2 separate regions of the Homo sapiens genome follow, and region 1 is linked to region 2. A link is a loop called in an ENCODE intact Hi-C map of the cell type or tissue named here. Cell type or tissue: B cell. All regions are shown on one strand. Links, peaks and the distances in the headings refer to the core of each region. The heading gives the core; the rest is flanking DNA. Region 1 overlaps REPIN1-AS1 (REPIN1 antisense RNA 1). Region 2 holds the start of LINC00996 (long intergenic non-protein coding RNA 996).

The links. Peaks named below come from ENCODE experiments on the same cell type or tissue, not always from the same donor. Only the 100,000 strongest peaks of a DNase experiment are listed, where the experiment ranks them.
Region 1: a loop joins it to region 2, with 7 times the contacts of the local background. A loop is called at or near these places in 64 of 110 quality-filtered maps.

The regions. Positions count from the first base shown.
Region 1 is chr7:150,360,904-150,366,278 of GRCh38, reverse strand. It overlaps REPIN1-AS1 (REPIN1 antisense RNA 1), which reads left to right. Exons shown (of 4, transcript NR_183429.1): 4 at 2,102-3,621. Among named protein-coding and RNA genes, the nearest start is that of REPIN1, 5.2 kb to the left of the region's middle. RefSeq lists a silencer at 2,099-2,148. In B cell, for the core only: no CTCF peak of the experiment used is centred there; DNase peaks (open chromatin) are centred at 886 and 2,148; H3K27ac peaks cover 2,370 bases.
Region 2 is chr7:150,433,588-150,438,962 of GRCh38, reverse strand. LINC00996 (long intergenic non-protein coding RNA 996) reads right to left here and starts at 5,309. Exons shown (of 4, transcript NR_034033.1): 1 at 5,134-5,309. RefSeq lists enhancers at 2,878-2,977, 3,198-3,417, 5,069-5,168. In B cell, for the core only: no CTCF peak of the experiment used is centred there; DNase peaks (open chromatin) are centred at 3,072, 3,412 and 5,182; H3K4me3 peaks cover 1,399 bases; H3K27ac peaks cover 2,938 bases.

The sequences.
Region 1 (5,375 bases), core at 141-5,140, 73 kb after region 2:
TGAATTCCTTCAAGGGAAATTCCAGGCACCCAGCTAGCAACCTAATAAACAAGAAGGTAACTGTAGCTTAAAACAAGGAAGTTACAGTCACAAAATGTTTGGTTCCCTATAGAAACTAAAGATAACATCTTAATATATGTCCCTGAGTTGCTCTTCAGAAACCTGGGCCCCCCTCCCAAGTGGATGCCCTGGCCTGCAGACCTCAGACAAGAGGGAACTGAGGACTAAGCTCTGCTGTTCTTTGTTCTAAATTTCTTCCTGAGGATCCTGATGGAAGTTGGACCAGACCTGAACATTCCTTTCTGCTAACCCCAAGGTTTTAGGCAAAGCTTTGCTTCCTTAACTTATCACAAATCAGAGTCTTTGAATTCATGTATGACCTTTAAGGCTCCTCCTTCAAAATACCCTGCCCTTTGAGGCTAAACCAGTGCATAACCTCCATGTATCAATTCACGATTTTGCCCATAACTTCTCCTTTCCTGAAATTTACCCCTGCTTTTAAAAACACTTGCTTGTGGCCGGGCCCAGTGGCTCATGCTTGTAATCCCAGCACTTTGGGAGGCCGAGGTGGGCGGATCACAAAGTCAGGAGTTCAAGACCAGCCTGGCCAACACAGTGAAACCTCGTCTCTACTAAAAATACAAAAATTAGCTGGACGTGGTGGCAGGAGCCTGTAATCCCAGCTACTCGGGAGGCTGAGGCAGGAGAATCACTTGAACCCAGGAGGCGGAGGTTGCAGTGAGCCAAGATCATGCCACTGTACTCAAGTCTGGGCGGCAGAGCTAGACTCCGACTGGGGGAAAAAAAAAACCTTGCTTGTAAACCATCGAAGAGGTTGTATCTTAAGTATGACCCACTTCTCCTCGCTTGGTGCCCTGCAAATAAATGTGCTCCTTTCTCCGGATGCACAACCTCAGTGTTGGTGTTTCCTCTTACTGCGCCGGGCAAGTAGACCCCAGTTCAGTTTTGTAACAAAATGAACTTTAGAATTTCTTGTCAATGTTTTAAAAACGTGATTGTCTTTAAGATTCATTCTCTCCACTCCATTCATTCAGGTCTTATTTTACCTGTCCCAGTCAAGTTGACTAATCTGTACATTAACTACTTAACTTTTATACTTTTTTTTTTTTTTTGAGACAGTGTCTAGCTCTGTCACCCAGGTTGGAGTGCAATGGTGCAATATCAGCTCAGTGCAACCTCCGCCTCCCAGGTTCAAGTGATTCTCCTGCCTCAGCCTCCCTAGTAGCTGGGATTACAGGCACGCACCACTACACCTGGCTAATTTTTGTATTTTTAGTAGAGATGGGGTTTTGCCATGTTAGCCAGGCTAGTCTTGAACTCCTGAACTCCTGACCTCAGGTGATCGGCCCACCTTGGCCTCCCAAAGTGCTGGGATTACAGGTGTGAGCTACCGCACCCAGCCCAACTTTTATACTTTATAAAATAAAATTCACAAATATGAAAAAAGTCTTTGTCATATCATATAGTTTGGGGGTTCTGAAAATATGGTTATAGCATATTGTGGAATATAGGCCAAGTTTAGTAGTTACGGAAGAATGAATTTTTCTACCAACAGTACAATAAGAAGATGCTCCAGTTTTTACCTAAATACTTAGTAATTTATTAGTTAACATTTTGGGAGGCTTTACTTTGTGTCAGGCATGGTGATAAACTCCTCACATACATATCTCATTTAATCCACTCAACAACCCTATGCAATACTCTTCTGGTCCTTATTTTACAAATGTAACAACCGAGACTCTGAAATGTTCAGGAACTTACTCAAGGCCACTCAGCGGGATAGTGGCTGATTTGAACCCAAGCAGTGCCCCTGTGTCCTCAATGTTAACCACTAAAGTTGCATGTGTGCTGGCCTGGGCACAGGGTAAGCGTGGGATCCCCCAGGGTTAACGAGTGAGTTTGGACATCTAATGCTTCTCCATTCCTAAAATTCCACTTGATCCCTACGTTCCTGCAAGAGCCTGCGAAGCAGAATTCCTTCATAGACTCACAAAGTATCTTCTCCTTGTCTGTAATCCGTCTTTCATAGCAGAAAGGTTCTTCATTAAACAAGGCCCTAACCTTCTTTCTCTCTCCCCAGCCTCCATTAGAGGAAATGTCTCTTCTCCCAGTCAGGAGTTAACCACCTGCTGTAACTTCCTCTTTAGCATCGCCAGAGGAAACTAAGTATGACTGTGCCTTCACTCTGCAGAAAGAAAATGAGTGGCAAAGGAGTTGCGAAGGGATTCCTGAGCCTTTATGCCAGCTGGAAGCTTAAGGCCTTGGTATTTGAGACTTCACCCTTCAAAATGTCTTGGAGGATGGCCCAGCAACCAGCCAAATGGCCCAATGGCCTAGCCCAGTGGAGACGGTCTCAGCTTTTGACAAGCTAGCCGGAGAAAGGGCTGGACAGGAAGGGGCCCACTGGACAGCGAATATTGATAGGGCCCCTGGGAGGATCAATTTTCCCCTCCAACAGTGCCTGGCTCCCATTATCAGATTAGATGCAAAGTGGGCTGGCATGCCAGGGGGTGACAGGAACAGTGTCTCCAGAAATCCTCTGTGAAGACACCCAAGTATTGTTCAGAAGTGGCCCTGTATCTGGAAGAGGGAAAACTGCACCCACTTCTTGCAGACATACAGTTCCAGCTCCCCCCACAGGACTTGCTCATACATCCAACAAATATTTAATCAGTGCCCACCATCTGCCACTGTGCCAGGTGCCCGGCCTCATCATGAGTCAGGCAGAGGTGGTCTGTGCAGTTTTCCCACAATGTGAGAGGGTGCTGAGAAGACTTTTAACGCTTATTTAACTACGGAAATAACTCTTGGTTTGGTACCTACTACAAAATAAAAACAAGCGCTTGTTGATAATTTCTGGATGGATGACTGTGGAAAGCTGGAGGAGACTGAGGATCAATTTGCTCTAATGAACCTTCCCTTGACTATCATCTCCGTTACCTCCTGCCGCATCCCTACGGCAAATATGCAAGACTCTCACGCAGCTAATTTCCAGGGGTTTGCAGTCTGGGGAGGAAGCAGAAAGCACATCCCTCACTGACCCTGAGGAGGGGCAAATCTCTGGTAGCAGTCACAGGTACGTGCTGTACACACTTCCCATCCTTTGAGCCTTCCCAGCTGGAGAGCACCAAGAGAACGCAGTTGGGGAGGCCCCGAAAGATGAAGGGTTGTTGAGCTTGAAGGCAGTGAAAAAGTAAATGGAAGAAAGCTCTCTGCCCTCCACTGCCTAAATGCAGGATATAGATTTAGAAGGATAAAAGGGGTCTGCTCCCTCTCTCGACCAGGGAAAAGTTAACCACTGAAGACAACTTTAGACTCTTATGGGCCTGGAGCTGGAACCAGAGGAATGGACATGAAGGCGCTTTACTAACTCTATTTATCTGCCAGTTACTTACCTTTCTACAAGTTCTCCCCTTAGACACTCAAAGTTCTTTTCCTTTGTCCTGTCGCTTCCCTAAAACTTGGCTTTTCTTTGTTGAAGATGCTATACAAGCTGGAATTCAAAGCTACCACTTTGAGAACTACTCAATTCCTGCGTGTCTCCCAGGCAGATGTGAAATACACATGTTAATAAACTTCCACTGGTTTTTCTCTTGTTAATCTGTCTTTTGTAACAGGAGTCCGTTCCAACCACAAATCTAGGGGGGCTGAGGAAAAACCCCTACAGTGGCACACACTGAAGAAGGCCCCCTCACTTTCCAAGGTTTCCCATCTCAGGTGGAAGGAGGCCTGCTAAGTCATGTGAAAATTATTCAGGAAAAGATCAAAGTGCTTCTACTTCTGCAGTTCTAAAAATATCTTTAAGTGCATGAAAACATGTATAATGCACGACAGGGACGCACGCTGTAAGAGTAGCCCTGGGCTGAGATCAAATGTCAGTCCCCAAATTCCACCACACAAGATGCTTTCCTGCCGCATATCTAGTTCCCAGAGTCTCTTGCTAAAAGAAAAAAGAATCCAGCTGGTAAAATGAGTATCAGGTAGATGGCTCAGATTTCCTGCAGAGGAAACTGGTACATGCGTGTGCCCCATAACGGTGAGGCCTGCTTCCCACCCTTATCCCCCACCCCTGCACCATAGTCTCCCTCACCAGGACTCTGCAGCAGTGGCCAGCCACTCCTCCTGCCTCCGCTCTGGCCCCATAAAGTCCTGTCTCCACTTAACCAGCTTGGCCCTTTAAACATGAATCAGATCAAGCAGCTCCCTTGCTAGGGAACTCCGACGCCTCCTGCTAACATTTGGACTGACATCCAACCCGCGGCCATGGCCTGCAGGGTTCCTGCAGACCTCCATGCGCCTGCCAGACACTGCCCCAGCAGCCGCCACTCATTTCCACCTTAGGGCCTTTGGAGTTGCCTAGACGATCCTCCTCCAGGTCCGCATGGACTTCCGTTCTTCACTGTATTCAGATTTTGGCTGAAGTCTCCTCGCCTCAAAACACGCTTCCCAACAAACCCCTCTAAAATAGCTTCACACCTAGATGAGATTCCTAGGACTGCTCTAACAAATGACCACCAGCTCGGCCTGAAATAACTGGCATTTATTATCTTACACGGCTGGAAGTCAGAAGCCCAGAATGTTTCACTGGGCCAAAGTCAAGGTGTCGGCAGGGCCCCACTCCCTCCAAAGTCTCTAGGGGAGAATCCTTCCTTGCCTTTTCTGGCTGGAAGAGCTGCTTCCCAGGCATTCTTGGGCTCGAGGCCCCTCCCTCTGTCTCCCAAGCCCTCAGCGCAGCATCTTGCTACACTTGTCACTTTGCCGGCCTGTGCTGCAGCTGAATCTCCCCCTGTACCCCCGCCAACACAAAGACACATGTAATTACCCAGATAGCCAGGAGAATTGTAAAAGCAAATACAAATCAAAAAGAATAAAAATAAGTTTTCTTTCTCCCTGGTGAAAAAAGGCAGAGATGCTCCTCACCAACACCCCCTTTTCTCAGCACATTTGCATTAGAAAGCTTGTGATTGTGAATTTTCCTCTGCCCATGTGAGATATATGCAAATCTTTTATTTTATTTTATTTTATTTTATATTTTTATTATTTTTTAGAGGCAGAGTCTTACTCTGTCACCCATACGGGAGTACAGTGATGCTCACTGCAGCCTCAAACTCCTGGGTTCAAGTGGTTCTTCTGCTTCAGCCTCCCGAGTGGCTGGGACTACAAGCATGCACCACCACACCTGCCTAATTTTTTAAAAAATTTTTGTAGACACAAGGTCTCGTTATGTTGCCTAGGATGGTCTCAAACTCCTGGCTTCAAGTGATCCTCCTGCCTTGACCTCCCAAAGTGCTGGGATTATAGGCGTGAGCCACCACACTGGGCAGAGATTACATAAATATTTTTAAAAGCGAAGA
Region 2 (5,375 bases), core at 301-5,300:
TATACTGTAAAGTTAAATTTCTTTGTCCTAGGGAATGCACATTTTTAAATTCACTGGATATCATCACATTGCTGTCCTGTTTATAAAAACTTACATTTGTGTTTGACAGTGGTTGATAGTTATCATTTCTCTACATCTTCACCAATAGCTGGTATTATCAGACTTTATTGCCAGACTGGTGGGTGTGAGATGGTATCAGATTGTTTGATTAGCTGTGAGGCTGAGCATGCTTTAAATGTTTAAATGTCTTCTGTGTCTTGCCTGTTCATATCCTTTGCCCAATTTTTTATTGGGTTGTCTGCACATTCCTTATTAAGTTATAGGCATTTGATATGCTGTATGTTTCTTATATCCTATATTTTATGTTCCACATTTTTATATGTTCTTCTTTTTTATTTTTGAGACAAGATCTCATTCTGTTGCCCAGGCTAGTGTGCAGTAGTGCAATCTCGGATCTTTGCAGCCTCGGCCTCTTGGGCTCAGGTGATCCTCTCAACTCAATCTCCCAGGTAGCTGTGACTACAGGCTTGCACCACCATGCTCAGCTAATTTTTGTATTTTTTTGTAAGATGGGCTTTCGCCATGTTGCCCAGGCTGATCTCAAACTCCTGAGCTCAAGCAGTCCTCCCACCTCGGCCTCCCAGAGTGCTGGGATTATAGGTGTGAGACACCACATCCATTTTTCTATGTTCTATGTACAAATAGTCCCTGACTTACACTTAGGATTGTTTGACTTACAATTGTTCAACTTTACAATAGTAGAGAGCGATATGCATTTAGTAGAAACTGTACTTTGCATTTTGAATTTTGATCTTTTTCCAGACTAGCAATACGCAGTACAATACTTTCTCATAACGCTCCACAGTATTTCATAAATTCCATGAGATTTTTCAATACTTTATTATAAAATAGGCTTTGTGTTAGATGACTATTGCCCAACTATAGGCTCGGGTGGTTGTTCTGAGCATGTTTAAGGTAGGCTAGGCTAAGCTATGATGTTCCATAGGTTAGATATATTAAATGCCTTTTCCATTTATATTTTCAACTTACAATGAATTTATCAGGACATAATCCCTTCGTAAATCAAGGAGCATCTGTACTAATAATTCACTATTTTATGCTTTGCAGGTGTCTTTTCAAAGTCTGTGGCTTGTATTTTGATGTAGTTTATAATGTCTTCTATTATACAGAACTTTGATCTGGTCAAAATTATCAATATTTTCTCTTATGATTTGTGCTTTTTTTGTGTACCTTAAAAACTGGAAAATCTTCCTCATATTTCTTCTGGAAGCTTTATTTTTTTTCACAGTGGAATTTTTTGTGAATAGAGTGAGATAAAAATGTAATTTTATGACCGGCCCGGAGGCTCACGCCTGTAATCCAAGCACTTTGGGAGGCCGAGGTGGGTGAATCACTTGAGGTCAGGAGTTCGAGATCAGCCTGGCCAACAGGGTGAAACCCCATCTCTATACAAAAAATTAGTGGGGGCATGGTGGGGCTCACCTACCAGCTACTCGAGAGGCTGAGCCGGGAGAATCACTTGAACCTGGGAGGTGGAGGTTGCAGTGAGCCAAGACCGCACCACTGCACTCCAGCCTGAGCAACAGAGTGTTCTTATTTTTATAATTTATAATTATAAAATTTATAATTTAAAAAATTATATATATAAAATTTTATTTTTTCATATAAATAATTAGTTGTCCTAGCACTGCTTATTGGATATTTCATCCTCTACTCTCTACTAATCTGTAATGCCAGCCAGACCATCTTAATACATCAAATTATAATCCAGCATTCTTTCTAACATAGCATATATAAGTGGTATTATAAATCAATGAGAAAAAGATGACATCCTAGTCAAAAAAAATGCTCAAAGCACATAAACAAAAAATTCACAAGACAAGATATGCAAATGGTAATAACTATATGAAGAAATAGCCTCATTTAATTAGTAAAGAACAGTAATTTAAAGCCACAAGATACAAACATTCATTTGCCAAACAGTCAGAGGTTCTACCTGGCATCACTGCCAGTGGAAGAGTAACTGATAAGGTTTTGGGAGGGTATTTTGGCAATTTAGCAGCCTTTACATGAACATATGCTTTCCACTTTTAGAAATTCTACTGCCAGGATTTTATACCTACACTTATAGAAATTATATGTCCACTTCTAATAATTTATTGTAAGGAAATAATTAAGAGTATACACAAATATATGCCATAAGCATGTGATTTTAATTATAAAACCCAAAACAACCTAAATTTTCAAATAAGGGATTGGTTATAATAATGTTGCATGGTATATCATTAAAACACATAAAAAGCAGTTTTTAGATTGGTGATTTTCAACTGGTGATTTTTGTAGCAGAGCCCTGTTTTGCAAATAAACGCGCATGTGAAACCCCAATGTGTGAAAGAGATGGATGTGAGGATGCTCCTGGTGAAGGAGTCAGGCAACCCCATCACCCACCTCCTTCAACATCTTTAGGAGGGTGCTAAAAAGAAGACTGTAAAACGCTCCACGGAACCCTGAAGACAGCACTAACACCAAGTATATTTACCATGTATTGTTAAATGAAACAATTTGCTTTTAAAAAAAAAAGAATTGATTCATCTTTTAAATGTACATATGAAGAGAGAATAAATGAATATATTCCAACAGTCTGGACACCAGTGTATTCACAGAAGGGTATGGAATTATGGGGATTCCACCCTTCTTTTCTGCTTCAATGTATAAATTGCAGTGCTTTTATAATAAAGTGAAAAGCAATGGGAAATGAGATGAAACAAAGAGGCATTAATTCAGACCAGAGCACAGAGAAGAAGGAAAAGGGAATATATAGCTATTGCCAAAATAGTGACATACAGCAAACAACCACAAAAATCGACATGGCACAGATACAGCAATAAACACATTTCTCAGTCATCTGTGGGTCTACTGGCTTCATCTTGTTGATCTCTAGGTCAGCTGGAGTGGCTTTGTCCCACATGTCTTCATTTCAGGTACCAAGTAGAAGGAACCGAAACCACCCAGGGAAAGCCCCCAGGCAAGGGCAGAAACCCAGGAGGCCAGCAGAAGCCTGCAGGGTCTTACAAGGGGCAGGCTGAGAACGGGAACCCTCTCACTTTGCCCCATTCTAGTGGCCAAAGCAAGTCACAAGACCAAACCGAAACTCAATGGGCAGGGAAATACAGTCCGCCCAAGATGAGCAATGGCATGGGTATGAATGGAGGACAGGAAAGAATTGGAGTTAATCCTTCAATCCCTCACAGTATGGAGGGCAGGGTCTGTTGACAAGCAGCAAGAGGTACCCAGGAAGGCAGGGCCTGGCTGTCCCCACCAGCACCCCAGACACCCACCTCAGCCCAAAGAATGGCTCAGAGCCACGCTTTCTAGGCCATGAAAGGAGAGGGGCCCTTTCCCTCGTGACCCCAGAGCAGATGGCAGAATACAGTCTAGGAGGAAGTTCCAGGAGGAACATGAGAAACCTCACAAGCCTCGTGCAGTTTAGTTTCTGATAACCACTTCTCTTTCTTTGTCTCATGTTTCCCTTCCTTCGTGAAGTTCCTAGAAAGTGTAAATTTTTCCTTACCTTTAATTTTTTCTTTAATTTTTCTTTACCTTTTTTTTAAGTTGCCATCTAATCTGCCCTTGAAATGCTCTATTCTGTGCCAGTTGTCCATTTCAAGATGGAGTCACTTGTTTCAAACCCAAGCAAAGTAGAGTCAGGAGCCTAAGAAGGGAGGGTCCTCATGCACATGCGCCTACAATAACAACGATTACAGCCAAACACAGTGGCTCACACCTATGGTCCCAGCTACTTGTGAGGCTGAGGCGGGAGGATCACTGGAGCCCAGGAGTTGAGCCCAGGCTACAGTAAACTATGATCACGTTGCTGCACTCCAGCCTGGGCAACAAGGCAAGACCCCATTTCTAAAAAGAAAAGGAAAAAAAAGGACTATTACAAAGACTCTCTGAAGGCTGTGACACACATATGCCTGTAATAAGGACTATTTCCAAGGGCCTTCCCAACTGCAGCCTGCCACAGGAGTCACTGGACGGCCGGCCACATGTTGGAGCACTCTCACCTCACATGCCATCTCCACTAAGAATCTGACCTCAACTCCTGTGCCCAAGTAACCAATGTTCTCTTTGTTCAAAAACAACTCAACAACTCCTGTGCACTCCTCCTTTTGCCTTTATTTTTTTGAGACCAAGTTTCGCTCTTATTGCCGAGGCTAGAGTGCAATGGTACGATCTTGACTCATTGCAACCTCTGCCTCCCAAGTTCAAGCGATTCTCCTGCCTCAGCCTCCCAGGTAGCTGGGATTACAGGCATGTGCCATCATGCCCAGCTAATTTTGTATTTTCAGTAGAAATGGGGTTTCACCATGTTTATCATGCTGGTCTTGAACTCCGGACCTCAAGTGATCCACCCGACTCAGCCTCCCAAAGTGCTGGGATTATAGGCGTGAGTCACCACACCCAGTCTTCCTTGTGCCCTTAAAAGCTTCCCCTTGCCTCAGCCTCCTGGATGCGCCCATGGCTGCTGTGGCACGGGCACTCCGCATCACAATCATGCTGCTCATTTCCAAATAAATTCATCATCTTTGGAGAATCGCTTCTGTTTGTTATTTAGGTTGATAATTCTTCAAAAAAAAAAGTCTATGACTTCAGTGACAAAGAGGGAAGCTGGGAGGTCGGGAGGAAGGTGTGTTAGGAAGAATGTGTCTGACTCTGTGGTTAGTTGGGGTGGGGACCCTTCAGCCTCCTGAGTAGGAGCGGCAGGCCTGGGAACAGGGGAGTCTCCTTCCTAGGTCCTATTGCCTAGGCCCACATGATGCCTACCTGAGGCATATGCACAAAGAAAAAGTCCTTAAAATTTTGTTTTTCTCTAGAACAACCTACAGTCCTAGGGACAGACACACCATCCTCCTAAGTCCTATCACACCCTGGAAAATTGTAACAAAAAGGTGACAGTCTCCTTGGGGCATTGCCTGCAGCCTTAGCTAGGGGCCATCCTAGTTATCTCAATTACTCATCCAATTTGTGATCAGCCCTAAGTTCTGGCTCACTCTAGCTCTCTCCTTCGACTTCCTCATCTCCCAAATGGAAGTGACTACCCCGACCTACCAGGCTGTTGTGGGAACCGAACGATGTGGCAGAGAGTCCAGCTCAGCTTCCTACCGTTCCACGAGGGCCACTGAAAGGCCAGTCCTCTTCAGCCTGCAATGAGAGAGATTGAAAGTGGAAGCAGGTCTAAGCTCACAGAATCAGGAAGAAGGTAGAATGCTGAATACACTTCTTCCTCCAATCCCAAATGCTAGAACTGTGTTTCTATCGAAGTTTTGTCATCGACTTTTTAGAATCAGAAA